Regions from separate parts of the Homo sapiens genome. Here region 2 is linked to region 1. The links are chromatin loops, found by intact Hi-C in ENCODE. Cell type or tissue: natural killer cell. All regions are shown on one strand. Links, peaks and the distances in the headings refer to the core of each region. The heading gives the core; the rest is flanking DNA.

Region 1 (8,344 bases), core at 310-8,309:
AATATAAATGTATGCCATGAAAGACCTATTCTAAAAGGCAGAAAACCATGTTCCAGAATTTAAGGCTGCAAAAGATCATCAAGTTTGATAATGTTTCTTCCACTATTTCCCAACAACTCACAAGCAGGAACCCTTTTCTTGTCCATCTCCAACAGCAACACTTCAGATCTTTCTCAAGCTAAGGTGCCATATTTATTGAAGTACCCATGGATAAAGTTATAGTAGTGTTTTTATAAGGTTGCTACCTTTGATGTTTCATTGATGAAGTGTGATTGTGGTGCCCATAACCCCATTTGTCCCATAAGCTCTTGGCTTTTATTGGCTGACTTTGCATAATGTGGTGATTTTTTAAAACATGTGGTTCATGCCATAGTATAACTGACTATACTAACTCTGTGAGTCTATAAGGAATATCTGTTAGTTTTGTCTCATAAGATGAGCAGACATTTTGCCCGAAAAATATCAGAAAATTTGCTTTTCAGAAAACTATCCTCTTCCAAAGTCAAGTACAAGGCTCTGCTTCCTGCATAGTGAAGCTGAGGGGGCTGGAGGTGGGGCGGGGGTGGGGGGTGTTGCGGAAAGGACCCAGTCTTGCCAATCAAAGTGCTTTGGTAGTACTCAGCTAGTAAGGGTTAAAGGAAGACTGGAGATGGACTTCACCTCTGTGGTTTCTTCCATCCTAAGGATTTTATAATACCACCTTTGATAATTATGAAAATAACCATATTTATCCAGTGTCTGTTTTGTGCCAGTCTCTGTGTTCAATACATACACACATTGTCTCATTTATTTCCCACAGTAAAGCTGTGAAGAGGATGATAACTGTTATTCATATTCTGCAGATAAGGAAAATGAGGCTCAAAGGGGGCAAACTGACTTGTCCAATGTACTCTGAACCCTTGGCCATAGTGATATTTGGACATGTGGTCCAAACAGGGCCAGACTGAGTCCCCCTAAGGAACTATGTTTTTTGGAGTTATCAAGAAAGAATTGCCGTCCTATATTCCTGGGTCTCTATCATTAAGAAAAATAAAGGCATATCACTGCCCAATTGCCACCTTTGTAATCAAGTAGGATAATCTGTGAAGAATAAATCCAATAGAGTTCTAATAACATCATATAAATTTCTGAACCTAGTCAGAAGCTAGTTAACATCCAGAAACTTTTTTCAGCAATGTAAGTCAATACCTAGCCAAAAGTTTTCACTTTTTTGAATACAGTTTCTGTTACTGGAAACCAAAAGTGCATTGATTAATATACCCTGGACAGCAAAGCATTTGTGATGACCCAGATTGAATCCCCTATTGTCTGTTTCTACAAAACACTCTACTTCTCCTTTGGAGCAGAATTGGCCCAGGTAATGCTGTGTTCCCTGTAGCATCATAAGCTCCCTGAGGGAACAGACTTCTCTCCCTGTCTACCACTGTTTCCCAAGGCATCCTCCAGGCTTGGCACCTCATAGAAGTTTAGTGAATGCCTGCATAATCAGAGACTGAATGAGTGAATAAATGGACATATTGACCATTTTCACCCTGTTTGCTTATTTCTAAAATAAAGAAGCAAGTGATAGTTGCCTGTCTTTTTTTTAATGGGCATCTAATGAGGTATGTAAAAGTGCTGTGCTAGCTAAAAAGCAATAATTATAATTCATTCAGCAAAGAGTGCAGTAGTCAAAAGGAGCATAATAGAGTTGGAAAAAGCATGGGCGCAGGAGTCAGAGTATGTTTGAGTATCAGCACTGTATCTTATTAGTTGTCTAATTTTGGGCAAATTATATATCCTCTGAGTCTCTGTCTCATGGGTTTCTTGTGAGCATTTAAAAAGTTAATACATGCAAAGCATCTAATCATATTTCAGGTGTGTTATGTGCTCTATGAAATAGACTGATAAATCAGAAAAGGGCCCCATCCCCAAGAAGCTTACAGTCTAATAGACAAATCATGTACACAAACAACAGGAATATAAAGCAGAGAAGGTGTCCTGAAAATACAATAAAGACATCACAGGACATCATGGGAGATCAATCACTCTAGCTCTTTAAAAATAAATGTTTTCTTTCTTTAAACTTGCTAAGGCAACTTTATGCTAAATATTACCCTCACTGTCAAGCAAGTCTTAAGAAACTCTAACAAACAATGATATTAAATTTAGATCACTGAATTCCTTGTTTGCATGGTTCTGTATGGTAAATTCAAAAGCATTTAGATGCAAATTAGACAAAAAGTACACAAAACTTCAACTACTGAAATGTGTGCAGCATCAATGTGATTGAGAAGGTACCAGAGCTGCTGCCACCCAAGTTTATGGATGCATAAACTGGTAGGGGTCTGTGGAAAGCTGAATAGTGGCCTCCAGAAATGTCCTTGACCTAATCCCTGGACCTGCATTACCTCCTGTGACAAAAGGGACTTTGCAGATATGATCAAGTTAAGGACCTTGAGGTGGGGAGATGATCCTGGATCATCCAGGTGGGCCTGGTATCATCCCAAGAGTGCCTATCACAGGGGTGCAGGAGGAGTCTGTGAAGGAGAAGGTGATGTGGTACCAGAAGCAGAGATTGGAGTGATGTGTCTTATAGATGGAGGAAGGGGCTATGAGCCATGGAATGCTGGCAGCCACTCAACACTGAAAAAGCCAGGAACATGGATTTTCCCTTCAGAGTGTCCAGAAGGAACCAGCCCTGCCAACACTTTGACTTCAGCACAGTGAAATGGATTTCGGACTTCTGACCTCCAGAACAAGAAGAAAGTAAATTGTGTTGTTTAAGTAACTAAATTTGCACTGATCTGTTACAGCAACAGTAGGAAACCACAACAAGGACAAAGGGAAAATGGCTCCTAGTATTTGATTTCTGCTTCCATTTTTAAGGGGAAAGAATGTTACCAAAGTACCCCGGCAGAGCTCCAATTCAGGGTTTACTGATACACAGGTAGAAATTGCTGAAAATTGTGAAAAATGCTTTCTATAGCAACAGTCCTAAAATAAAGCTAGCAGGCTGGCCTCTCAAAACCCAAAATATCCTGAAGTGACCCAAGATTTTGAGCCAAGTTAAAATCCAGCATTGTGGAATTCGAATAAAATTTCCTCAGTCGCTTCTCTTACATGTTAACTGAATGGCAAAATGGACTCCAAACAGAAGTTGGGTCCTTGAGAGGGGAGGCATAATTATAAAAATCTGATTCCAACTTTTATCAAGCATTCTAGAACTCAACTATCAACATGTATGTTATAATTTTACAGTGGACTCTGGGGTGAGGAGACAGTTTCATGCTCCCCCTCACAACATTTTCACACCACCCTCAGGTCTCCACCCACATCCTGTGCTCCGGTGACATCATCATGACCTTCGGCTGGCCTGTGCACACACTACATCCCTTGCTTGTAGCATTCTTCTTCCATCCACCAACCCAAAGTCCTAGAAAAGGCACTAAACCTTAAATACTCTTCAACCCTTGATCCAAATGTTGTCTCTTTCAGGAAGTTTTATTTGACTTACCCCTAGACATACTCCCTGCCTTCTGTCCTCCCATCATCTTAGAATAGAGTTTCCTTAGCAATTACCCCATTGCTATAATCATCTGTTCACATATCCGTCTTCCCAAATACCTGGTAGTCTCTCCTGGGCAATGACAATACCCTGTTCAACTTTTAATCCTACATACTCAGTACCAGGCCTAGAACATCACAGGTATTTTTAAAGAAGTTTATTAAAGAAGTCAGGGCAGGCCAAGCATGGTGGCTTACACCTGTAAACCCAGCACATTGGGAGGCCAAGTCAGGAGGACTGGTTGAGGCCAGAAGTTCAAAACCAGCCTGGCCAATATAGTGAGACCCCGTCTTTATGAAGAAAAAATAATAACAAATTGTAACTAAAATGCAGGTTACTCACTTGCTGTTTACAAAGTCCAATTAACAGGAGCAAGGTATGGCATAAAGAAAGAGATTTATTCCAAAACTAGCTTAAGGGAAGGAGTACAGGCTTCCTGCTTAAAGGGTACTACTTCACTTTTACAGCAGAAGTGGACACTTCTAAAAGGCAGGAGAGGTGAGCAAGGGTAGGGAGTTCCACACACTAGCTCCGGTGCCTTATCTACTGGGTGGTCAAGTGGATGACTACTGGCACCCTGTGGGCAGGACTAGGCCAAAAACTCCCCAAATGGGAGACAGCAGCATAGTAATACTTACTAACGTAGAGAGTGCTTACTTACTTCGTAAGTAGTAGTACTAGAGGTAACCTCCTGGTGGGTAAGAGTTCCACAGTGGGCATGCTTTGGTTTATAAATCAACTGTTGACTTGATTTACGTAGTAAAATGAACTTGCCCTACCGGAAGTGTCTGGTGAAAGAGAGGTAAAAGGTTCTATTTGCATTTCAATAGGGGTTAGTAGGAAGTTGGGACAGGGGAAAAGGGGAAAACAGAAAGGAAAATAAAAAAAATAATAATAGTAACTCATTCCCCTTTTCTTAGAAAAAAATGGGGGTACCCAGTTACAAAATCAGTACACAAATGCAGCCACCCAGAAAACCATTAATAACTTAAAACCTTGCTACCTAACTTGTTTATCTATTGTATCTGGAAGACTTAACTCCGAAGTAACATTCATTTGGAAAAATCCAATACATAGCTAAAGTAAAGGAGTCATTATAACAGGGGGTCTATAAAACACTACGTGGTCAAAAGCAGGGATTCTAGATCTGGACAGACCTCTGCTCCATCCATCCCTGTCTCTGCCTGATGAAGTGGCAATCCCTATGTCCCTCTGACCTGGCTGCTACTGCTCTTTACCTTATTCACTTGTCTCTAGCCAGACTGTCCCTCCTGAGAGCCCAGAAGATTTTTGTGAAGATGAAAGCACTTGGAATATATCAAAGTGCTACACAAATATTTGCCACTATGATTACTATTCTAAATAACTGTTTTCTCTAAAGTAGGGCCAACATTTGTTGCTTTGTGTCAGCATCCCTCCCCTGAGAAACAGCGCCCTCCTTATATGTGAGAGTGAATTGCTCCCCCTTTCCATTTATCCACTGGTGCAAACAGAAACTGCTGCCTTTTCCCAGGAAGAGGCAAGTTCTGAAGTGCTGTGACCCTGTAGTACCTACTGCCAGCCCTACTTCCCATAGCTTAACTATGGAAACCAAGTATTCTCCACTTTGAATTTGGTTTCTGTCACTTGTAATAAAGAGATTCGTAATTATTACTTGTTCACAAAACATAAACAGGAGAAACTTCTCAATTATATCTTCTTAAAAATCGAATAAGCAGCTTTTATTGAAAGAGAATAATGCTAATAATTATTAGGCAGTCTGCTTATCAACATTATAGTGCATTAGATAAGAATCTAGAAACAGAGGCTGAGCTTGGTGGCTCATGGCCATAATCCCAGTGCTTTGGGAGGCTAAGACTGGAGGATCACTTGAGCCCAGGAGTTCAAGACCACCCTGGGCAACATAGGGAGACCCCATCTGTATAAAAAATTAAGGCCGGGTGCAGTGGCTTAAGCCTGTAATCCCAGTACTTTGGGAGGCCAAGGCGGGTGGATCATGAGGTCAGGAGTTCGAGAACAGCCTGGCCAACATGGTGAAACCCCATCTCTACTAAAAATAAAAAAAAAATTTAGCCGGGCACATTGACGCACGCCTGTAATACCAGCTAGTTAGGCTGAAGCAGGAGAATCGCTTGAACCTGGGAGGTGGAGATTGCAGTAAGCTGATATCACGCCACTGCCCTCTAGCCTGGGCAACACAGTGACACTCTGTAAAAAAAAAAAAAATTAAAAATTAAAAAATTAGCCAGGCATGATGGTGCATACCTACAGTGCTAGCTACTTGGGAGGCTGAGGCAGGAGGACCATTTAAGCCCAGGAGTTTGAGCATGGAGTGAGCTATGATGGTACCACTGCACTCCAGCCTAGGTGACAGAACAAGGCACTGTGTTAAAAAAAGGAAAAATCTAGGAAAAGAGAAATACCCCAGCAAAATGAGAGTTGCAACATGGCAGGGCATGGTGGAACCCAGGAAATCCGAGTATTAACAAACTGAATGACTGCACGCAAGGGACTTAGACTCTCTGGGCTTCATTTTCTTCATCTACAAATTGCCAAGGACCATTTATGTTCTAAGTCACTACAAATACATATACTTTTGGTTCAGATGACAGGAGCACTTTTGTGGTTTTTTTGATGTCAAAAATTCAAACTTCTTTTGTTAAAGAAAAAAATTAAAACCTCTCAGTGGGATTTAAACGAAGGTTCAAATATCCAGAATACTTAAGAGAGATCACGTCTGTTTTTTAAAGCAAAACCAGAGCCATCATTCAGTATGTGATTAATGAACTGAAAATAGGAGATTACTAAGAAAGTTACCTTTTTATGAACTTATCGAGCTTGCGGGATAAAAACTGATAAAGAGGACTAAATTCATACCATGCTGACATGTGGCTAATTCTATAATCAATCACAGCCACAGCATTCAATAATGCAACAAGTACTTACTGAGAAACAATTATATGCAGGATGTTGTGACAGGTGCTAGGGGGAAAGCAGAAAGGGATAAAGCTGGATTTATAATCTCACCTCCCTGCTTCAAACCCTCCAACAGCACGCCACTGCCCTCAGAATAAAATCAAAATTTATAACATGACTTTTAATTCCTAACTTTTAAGGCTACTACTTTTCTAACATCTTCTGCCACTGTGCCTTTCAATCATCTTTCTCCAGCCAAACTCCTCTTTCAGATCCTTTATACAGCTAAGCATTTTCTTGCTCCAAGGTCTTTGAACATCTGCTTCTATGCGATATTCCATCTTCCTGGAATGTTCTTCCCACCCACCCCTGCCCCCCACATCCTATGGCTGGCTCCTTTATGCTCTTCAAGTCCAAATTAAATGTCACTCCTCAAACAGACTTTTCCTAACCACACCCTCCTTTTTGTGCCCACCCTATCATTGCTATTATTCTCCTGGTATTATGTTTGGTCTCTCCCCAGTGCTTCTCCCAAGTTGTAAAATATGATTTGCTTGCCTCCTTGGGCTTTGCCTAAGCCTGGGGAGGGGACAGGGGTGTGGTGGTCTGTTGTATCTTCAGCACCCAGCACGATACCAGGTACCCAGAAGTCACACTATGAATGAATGCGTGAGAAAAGGAGAGTAGTACAATCACCATAACTATAACATGAAGTAATATACCTTAAGAGTTTGCATAGTAGAAAAAAAAATGGAGAAGCAAGTCCTATGAATAAAAAAATGAAAGAGAAAAGGTACAAAGCATGGCCTAAGGAGTGAAAGAAATCTTGTGTAGGGCGTAGGAAAGGACAGAATTGGTGAGGCGACATCAGGTAGACTCTTGAGGGCTAACAAAAAGGACTACCTCTGTGTTTTAGAAGGATTACTGTGCCGTGAGTACAAATGTATAATAGATGGATACTTGGAAGAAGGCCACGCCAATAGGCCAGAACAACATATTACAAAAGAATAACAAAGAAAAAGGAAAGAATGACAATGCATGAAAGATACTTTGAGGCTAGTTGGATGTAGAATGCAAGTAAATAAGGAAAAGAAGAATCCTCCAGGACTATGCCAAGGTTAAAAACTGGGGGATGTGGGAAGAGAGAAGATTTTGAGTTAGAGTAGGAAGACAATGGGTTCCATCCTGGCTACCATTCAACCATTTGGGAGCAAAGTGGAAGAACCAGACTCATGAACTTGTATCCTCTGGCATGTTCTCCCTCTGCTATGCAAGTCTCCCTTCCAAATTTTTTTTTTTTTTTGGTCATTTCTACAATTGAATATGCCTCCGGTTTTTTGGTTTTTTCTTTTTTCTTTCTTTTTTTTTTGGCTGTTTCTAAAAATAATCTAAAATTCATGAAATACAGGTGTACGCTTAAATAAGAATGTGAAATTTCCTTTCAATCACTTCACATACCACCTTCTCCACAATAGCCTCCTCACAGTTTGGAATACATTCTAGCATACTTTGTATGCATAGAGTGTATTAACTCAAATTTTTTTACACAAACAATGTAATATTATACATGTGGTTCTCTAATTCACTTCTTTACATTTTTTACTGTATATATTATGAATAATTCTCCTACTCAATATATACAAATCCTACTCATCTTTTTAATGGACAGTTTGGTATTATCTTATGGCATCTTCTGTAATGTATTTACTCAATCTTCCATTGATGGTTATTTAGGATATTTTCAGTTGTTATCATAAGCAATACTGCAATGAACATCCTTGAATACATATCTTTGTTGCAGCAATTTGGTTGTCTCTTTAAGCACATGGCAAAAGTATTAAACAACTAAACCTTTCCAGAGAGCAATCCAGGAGGAAACAT
Region 2 (8,344 bases), core at 124-8,123, 63 kb before region 1:
AAGGAGATATGTTAAATATTTATTTACTAATTCATTTTAAAATGACAAAAATGAATCCATTATATGTTGTAAAGGAAAATAAAAATCTCAGCACCCCAAAACTCCTTATGCCAAAGCGAAAGTTAAGCCTGGAGGCTGAGTCACACACACCCTCCTCCAAATGAGTAGCTGTTACTAGCATTATACATTAGCCAGACCCCTCAGAAAAGGTAAAAGGCCTCAGGCATCTCTGAATGACTGCCCCACAAATCATTTATAGGCAAATTTTTTTGCTGGCCTCCCATAAACAAGGACATGCCATATGTAACTTTAGGTCTACAATCTAAGTCTAGCTCCTAAAACTAAAATCTGTTTGATTCCACACTGATGATATCATTACAACCTTTTCTCGCCAGGTGCAGAACAGAGACAAGATCAATCATTCCTCCACCAGCCAGAAATGTATGCATAATTGATTCTTCCTTTACTCTTTTTTCTTTTATCTTCAAACATTCACCTTAATTTTATGTGAAATGTAGATTTGCTGGGCATTAACTAAAGTCTCACAAGAATGTAACCATTTGCTCCTACCCACCTCTTTCCCTACATGTCTTTCTCCCTTTAGGAAAATGTATAAATATAAACCTTCTGAAAACCTATTCAGAAAAACAGCAACAGATGCCTCTGTGATTTACATTTTCCTGGCTGTGCCCTAAAGCTGGCTTAAAAACTCTGATTGATTGAGATGCCTGCCTCAGTCACTCATTTTGGTTATCAATGTTAACATAAATAGCACATTTTTATGAAAAATAGCTATATTCCCCCCCAAAAAAATAAGTAGATTGAATTGTTTTTTTTTTTTTTTTTGCAAATCTCTTTAATATATGGCTTAATGGAAAAGAGTTTGATTTTTATATCTGCACTGCATTCAACTTGTGATACTACATGTCAAATAGATTCTGGAAAACTACTGTACACCTATGACAGAGTGAGATTTTTAAAAAGAAAACTATATTTTACTATCATTGTGAAACTAGTCTTGATCTCGTGGATTCTCTGAAAGTGTCTCAGAAACCCCCATGCATCCCCAGAACACACTTTGAGAATTGCTACTCTAACCTAACTTCCAATTTACAAGATACACAGAGGAACATATTAAATGACACGGGGGCAAAATATATCATCAGCAAAATATAGAATGTAAGAAACCCTATGGAATAATGTTCTCATTTCTTCAACAAATAAATTATGAGAAAACAGAGCAGGGAGAAAATTATAGACTAAAAGGAACTTAACAGGCTTATCTACCAAGTGCAATGTGAGGACCTTTTTTGAATCCTAATTTGAACAAATTAATTTGTTTAAAAAGGAATTTATGAGACAATTGGTGGAATTTAACCACTGATTAATATTAATATATGTTAATATTAAATAATCGTTAAAATCTTTTAAGTAGGAGAACGACATTATGGTCACATTTACTAAAAGTGCTTATCTTTTAGAGATACCTGCTGAAATAGTTACAGATAAAACAATATGATACCCAGGATGTGCTTCAAAACAGTCTGTCAGAAAGGAGGAGGGAGCATCGGTAGGAGTTGAGACTGTGTGACGGGTTCACAAAGTTCATTACGCTGTTTCCTCAAATTGTGTGTATGTTTCCATTTCTTCATAATAAAAAAAAGAGTTTAAAAAGAGACAGAAGTATCCAGATGTGTCCACTGAAACTTGGCGCTCAGCAGGCCAAATGCCTTTTTGAGGTCCCCAAATGCAATCGGAATGAAAGCTCGTTAAAAGGCAGTTTCAACACCCCCACAGGATAGACCTTGCTTTTCAACTTGGAATGACTATTCAGGTAGCTGAGTAAAAAGTGATTTTGCTGATTTCTACGTAAGGAAAGCAGACTGAATTATGTTACAGCTTGTGTTCTGATTGTTTTTATGACAATAGGCTTTCTAGACATTTCTGCTCTGCTACAATACAGGAGTTGGGACCTGAAGGGGCTTGTGCATGTGAACAGAACAGGGAAGGAAGGAGGGCTACTGGATGCCATGACTTATGTCCCTCTTTGTGTAAATCTGGAGAAACACAGGTTTACAGAAATGCTTTATGGTGCCCCTGGCAAGCAATAGTATGTATCTTCAAAAATTCTATATGGTGAAAAGTATCATAAATAATTTTTTAAGGCTGGGCGCAGTGACTCATGCCAGTAATCCCAGCACTTCAGGAGGTTGAGGCAGGTGTATCACCTGAGGTCAGAAGTTCAAGACCAGCCTAGCCAACATGGTGAAACCCCATCTCTACTAAAAATACAAAAATTAGCCAGGCGTGGTGGTGGGCACCTGCAGTCCCAGCTACTCAGGAGGCTGAGGCAACAGAATCACTTGAACCCTGGAGGCGGAAGTTACAGTGAGCTGAGATCATGCCACTGCACTCCAGCTTGGGCAACCCAGTGAGTCTCTGTCTCAAAAATAAATAAATAAATAATAAAAATTTAAAAATTAAAAATCCTAGTAGCCATTAACATATGTTCACTACACATTGCTAAGGAAAAAATAACATGTCACAAACAATATGTGAAGTATGATCCCATTTATGCAAAGAGCAAACAAACAGAAACAAAACAATACAAATACAACATAAGTTTGCACATGTGCATTTGTGGACATGGATGATTCTGAGAGTAGTAAGTGAGTATGTTTTCACCCAAACTCCTTTTTACCCTGTAACACCAACTTGGCTACTCCACTGCCCTTAAGATAAAGATGTCACACTAGAACCGGAGCTACAAAAAGGCATCCAATTCTGGATACTTCTGTTTTCCAAAGCTGAGATCCACTTGTAAAACACTTGCAAACATTTTGTTTTTCTATGCTAGAAGGAGGAGAAAAATACCTCTCCCTGGGCAGGAGAACAAGGAAAAATAAAACAAGTAGTATAAACTAGTCATATATCTGAAAAGAGACCACATACTCTGAGCTCTCCAAGAAGGTTAATGTCAAGTGGATGGGAGAAATAGAACTCTCAGATCAGTACAGGGCTTGAGAGCAGAGCTGCCCATGTCTGCTTTCCCTCTGAACCCTGACAGCAAACTCTTCTGAAGGAGCTTTTCACTCTATCAAGGTATGATAAAACTTGAAAAGAGATGGCTGGATTGAGTGCGGGGCGGGGGTGGGTATCAGAGGTAGAGAAGTTCCAAGGTGGCCCCATAACTTTCCTATATCCTTGAAGAATCGTTTTTCATTTGCAGAATAAAAAAGGAAGAAAGTCTACATATCTGAAATGCTCTTCGATAGACCAGCAGATGGTGGCATAATCAGTATGGCCAAGAACCAAGTGGGACTGCCAATATCTCACTGGATGCCCAGGGAGGGCTCCACATCTGGAACAGGGTGGAATGATGTACATCCTAGCAAATTCAATGGTGGACAGACCCCATGGAGGTCCAGCTATCTCCTCAGTCCAGAAACCATGACACTCCTTAAATTCCCAGTATTTAAATAAGTCCCAGAGAAGGATGAGCAAGGGAAACTGAAGTAGTCAGGACTGAAACTTGAAATAATTTTGCTAGGATTGACTATACAGTAGATCCCTGTTATCCACAGGGGATACTTTTCAAGACCCCCAGTGGATGCCTGAAACCACAGATAGTACTAAACGCTATATATACCATATGTTTTCCTAGACAGTAAAGGGTGGGTAGGCTATAAGAGTGGATACCCTGGGCAAAGGAATGATTCACCTCCTGAGCAAGATGGAAGGGAACGGCACAGGATTTCATCACACTACTCTGAATGGCATGCAAGGTAAAACTTACAAATTGTTTACTCCTGGAATGTTCCATTTTAATACTTTTGGACAGTGGGTAACTGAAACCATGAAAAGTAGAACTGCTAGTAAAGTGTTTTCTGTCATTAGGCGAGATGGGCAATTGAAATAATGATTATCAAGAAAAAAATGGCAAAAATTGGCAAATACTTTTGCTAAAAGACTAGACACACACATGTAACTATGTGAGATAATGGATATGTTAATATGTTTGAATACAATAACCATCTCACTATGTATATGTACATCAGAAATCATACTGTATACCTAAATATATACAGTTTTTAAAACTGAAAGAGAAGAAAAGTCATGTGTGTGTTACACACACATATTGTTAAATGAATAGAGACAGCCATTCTCTGGGGGAACACAGTAGGATTTAGAGAATGTGTGAAGGAGAAGCTCACTTTCCACACCATTTGTATTTCTGTAGATTGTTTGCATTTTTCACATTGGGTCATGTTACTTTTGTGATAAAGGTTTTTGTTTCAAAAACAATGATTACAAGGCCGGGCGCAGTGGCTCACACCTGTAATCCCAGCACTTAGGGAGGCTGAGGCGGGTGGATGACCTGAGGCCAGGAGTTTGAGACCAGCCTGGCCAACATGGCAAAACCCTGTCTCTACTAAAAATACAAAAATTAGCAGGCATGGTGGTGGGCGCCTGTAATCCCAGCTACTCAGAAGGCTGAGGCAGGGAGAATTGCTTGAACCTGGGAGGCGGAGATTGCGTTGAGCCGAGATCACGTCACTGCTCTCTAGCCTGGGTGACAGAGAAAGACTCTGTCTCAAAAAAAAAAAAAAAAAAAAAAATTAGCTGGGCATGGTGGCACATGCCTTTAATCCCAGCTACTCAGGAGGCCGAGGCAGGAGAATTGTTTGAGTCTGGGAAGCAGAGGTTGCACTGAGCCCAGACTGCACCACTGCACTGCAGCCTGGGCAACAAAGTGAGAGTCCGTCTCACGAAAAAAAAAAAAAAAAGATTACATTCAATGGTTTCACAGACAACTGGTAGGGTGGGACTCTTTGCTACAGTGCACTTACCACAAGGCACCATGTCTTCACCACAAAGTTGGTGTAGGAGAGAAATGCAGGGAAAGGCTGGGTGACTTTTTCTTGTCACGAAGAAGAAAACATTAAACTGTGAAAAGCACGAAAGAATTGTCAAACGTACATGACACAAGCCATAATATAGTGTGTGAAACGTGGCAAGCACCACTTGTGTAAAACTCACCCAAACACTAATTTTTCTCAAAAATGGAAAACATATTATTAATTATAAGTAAAACCTTTGAGTAGAATCACACGATAAGGTTACAAAACACCATCTCCTGAATTGGAGCACCACCCCTATGCCCACCACAAAATGAGTCATATTTCACCTACCATTTACTTTTTATCCTTTCAATTGTTATGAACATATATAGCCAACTGCACTTCTAAAGAACTCATAAAGCTGTGCTTTAGTTATTCTGAGTTCAATATTTACATGCAGTACCGTTCTCAGAAATACTCATTTCAAATCAATCAAGGTTTATTGGGCACTTTTTATGTGCAGGCTCTTGGTACTGAGGGGTGCAAGGAGGATCAGGACACAGTTCCTGCCTTGGAGTATTTAGTCTTAAAGGAGGGGCACATAGGTAAGCAACTAATAATTACACAAGACAAAATAAAGCAAGTGACATTAATAATAACCAGAGCAGGATAGTATGTGGGAATGAGTATTTAACTCTGCATGGGCATTTGGGCCGGCCTTTAAAGGATGGTAAGGATTTAAAAGGCAGAGAAACAGCAAGGGCCATAGCCACACCATGAGCAAAACTAAGCAGGTGTGAAAGGAAGACTGATGTCCTTCCACAACTCAGTGTAGGGTCTCTAAGAAAACAAGTTATCTAGGCCTTTCACTGTATCTGTTAATCATTTTGCATTCTGTATTCACTGTTCTCATGTAGCCAGAGGCCAAATAGGTTGACCTGATCTAAAATTATTAGAAAGAGACAGTGAAATAGAAATGCACTCAGCAAATGTGGGTTCCTTGAGAAGCACAGGTACTCATACATCATGCAGGGGCAACATGAGGGGGGTCTCTAAAAGCACAGCTCTGCTAGATGAACTACACTTTCCGCTGCTCACCTGAGAAGTGCTGAAACACTGCATGTAACAAGACTGGAGCTCGCAAAATGAACAGATAGACTTTTCCCCCCTTGGTTTCAAATTCTTCAAACTGGGCTACAGCTGAACATAAATCATAATTCCAAGTAGCCAGCTGTGATGCACTTAGAACAATTCTTTTGATGTCTTCATCTGTTGGGGTCCCTCATAGCTTGTGGAGTAGCAGCACCCTCTATTGGAAAGGAGGTCTCTTGAAGGCCCATCACTACCAGAAAAACCTTTCCAATTTGCAAATAAAAGGGATACTTGCTTCCATGTGATTCATAACCACTCACCAAATGGTAAAGAGATTTTCCTATCCATTATATTTAATGTAACAAATATAAAATGTTTTGTCTATAGAAATAAGCACTGCACAGTGATTACTTCTTTATACTGAACTTTAGAAGATCTCAGTACCTTCTGACTTTTTTTTTTTGAGATTCTCTCTGTGTCACCCAGGCTGGAGTGTACTGGTGCGATCTCAGCTCACTGCAATCTCCATCTCCCAGGTTCAAGTGATTCTCCTGCCTCAGCCTCCCAAGCAGCTGTGACTACAGGTGCGTCCCACCATGCCTGGCTAATTTTTTTTCTTTTTTTTTTTTTTTTTCGTATTTTTAGTAGAGACGGGGTTTCACGATGTTGACCGGGCTGGTCTTGAACTTCTGACCTCGTGATCCGCCTCAGCCTCCCAAAGTGCTGGGATTATAGGCATGAGCCACCGTGCCCAGCCCTGACTTTCTTAAAAACTGAGATACATGCTCACTGACAAGTACGCAAGATTCCTAGAAAGAGTATGGCTGAAAAGGTACATATAAGAGAAAACTAAGTACCATGAAACTTACTTATTAATTAAAATTTAAAATGCTATTCAAAATATTATTTTTAAAATCTATAATTCTCTACACAAAAGTAATCAAACACTATTTGGTTTCACTCACTCACTCAACAATTTTTTTTGCATGTCTATTATATCTTCAATGTGTGATTTAATCAATCAATGTAGCATTATCATTGAGCTCACATCAGGAGGAAGGACAAGGCTGCCAGCAGTTATAACACAGGGTGACAAGTAAGCATAAGGAGCAGACTAGAATCCCTAACTCAGTCCTAAAGATGGGGCTTGGTATACAGAGAGGCAGCAATGCTTGCGTTGTATCCTGAAAAATAGACTGGAGCCAACCATGCAGAAGACCAGAGAGAAGTTTCCCAGATTTAGGGAAAAGGAAGTACAAAGACATAGAGACACAAAAGATACTGAGGTATTAAGAGACCACAAAGTTCATAAATGTTAGATCATAAATGTTAGAGTTATAGGCTGCTACCATATGGAGAACAGAAAGAGGTGAGGGAGTGGATCATTCATCTCAGCATTAGAAAGGGCATTAGAGGTCATCCAGTCTAGATTCCTGAATACCTCCAGTGACCTGCCACTCGCCACTCATAAAGCTACAATGGATCTCATTTTGCACCCTGCAAAACTAATCTCTCTTTCATTTGCGGAACTCAAATCAACTTTTTTGAGATGAAACATGAAACTGAAGAACTGAAGAATTGACTATATCTTAAGATTTTTCCCTAATAAAAATAACCAGAACTAAGCTGGCATTGAGCTAGAATACCCACAGTTAATACGCTTTCCTTTGCAGCATCTGTGAGTGATAACAGCTAACCACATCTTTGAATTTATCCTGATTCCAAAGAGGACACTTCCAACATCAGGGCCCTTAATGGCTTTGGTAAATACCACAAGACTTCTGAGTGCAAGTAAAGAGGGACAGCTCTCTATAATCCCCAAGATCATTGCCTAAAGCTCCCTTGTACTCCCCTGGAGAACCTCCATTCTCCTCATCAGGCAGAGCACCACTCATATCCGCTCTCCCTACAGACTCTGTGGAAGCAATTACTAAGTGAGATCATGATTCTACTGATCAGACCCGATTGCAGTACAAGAGAACAAAATCAACCATGTTAATTTCAGCTGAGCAAGTGGGGATTTGTGACGGGGGATGCCTGGCACTTGCCAAATAGAGAAATCACAGCTCCTCAGAGAAAGCAATTCAATTTGCAAGCTCTAATTGTAAGCCGAAATTAAAAATAATGGAAGGCACAAAGCAATTGCATACAAAAGTCCAGGTAATTTCAGTGAAAAGGGAAAGCATCCTTCAATAAGCAAGTGCACTTCTCAACCTGTTTTCTCCTAAAAATCTGACAATTATTTCTACGTTTCCCACTATTTAATCAGCAAGAGGTTAAAAGAGGCAATGCAATTAAACTTAAAACAATGGTAAATCTCCCCCTTTCATATTGTGTGCATTGTACAAGATGAAATGAACTAGGAGACGGAGGCACGGAGAAAGGGAGAGACCCTGATATCAAGGAGAGGC

What was found. A loop is a pair of places that touch in the nucleus more often than their neighbours do. Peaks named below come from ENCODE experiments on the same cell type or tissue, not always from the same donor. Only the 100,000 strongest peaks of a DNase experiment are listed, where the experiment ranks them.
Region 2: it touches region 1 in a loop (2.7-fold over the local background); 2 of 110 quality-filtered maps call a loop at or near these places.

The regions. Positions count from the first base shown.
Region 1 is chr5:155,768,860-155,777,203 of GRCh38, reverse strand. It overlaps a transcript of SGCD not described here. Among named protein-coding and RNA genes, the nearest start is that of SGCD, 550 kb to the left of the region's middle. In natural killer cell, for the core only: no CTCF peak of the experiment used is centred there; a DNase peak (open chromatin) is centred at 3,323; H3K27ac peaks cover 1,214 bases.
Region 2 is chr5:155,831,278-155,839,621 of GRCh38, reverse strand. It overlaps a transcript of SGCD not described here. Among named protein-coding and RNA genes, the nearest start is that of SGCD, 490 kb to the left of the region's middle. In natural killer cell, for the core only: no CTCF peak of the experiment used is centred there; a DNase peak (open chromatin) is centred at 4,851; H3K27ac peaks cover 289 bases.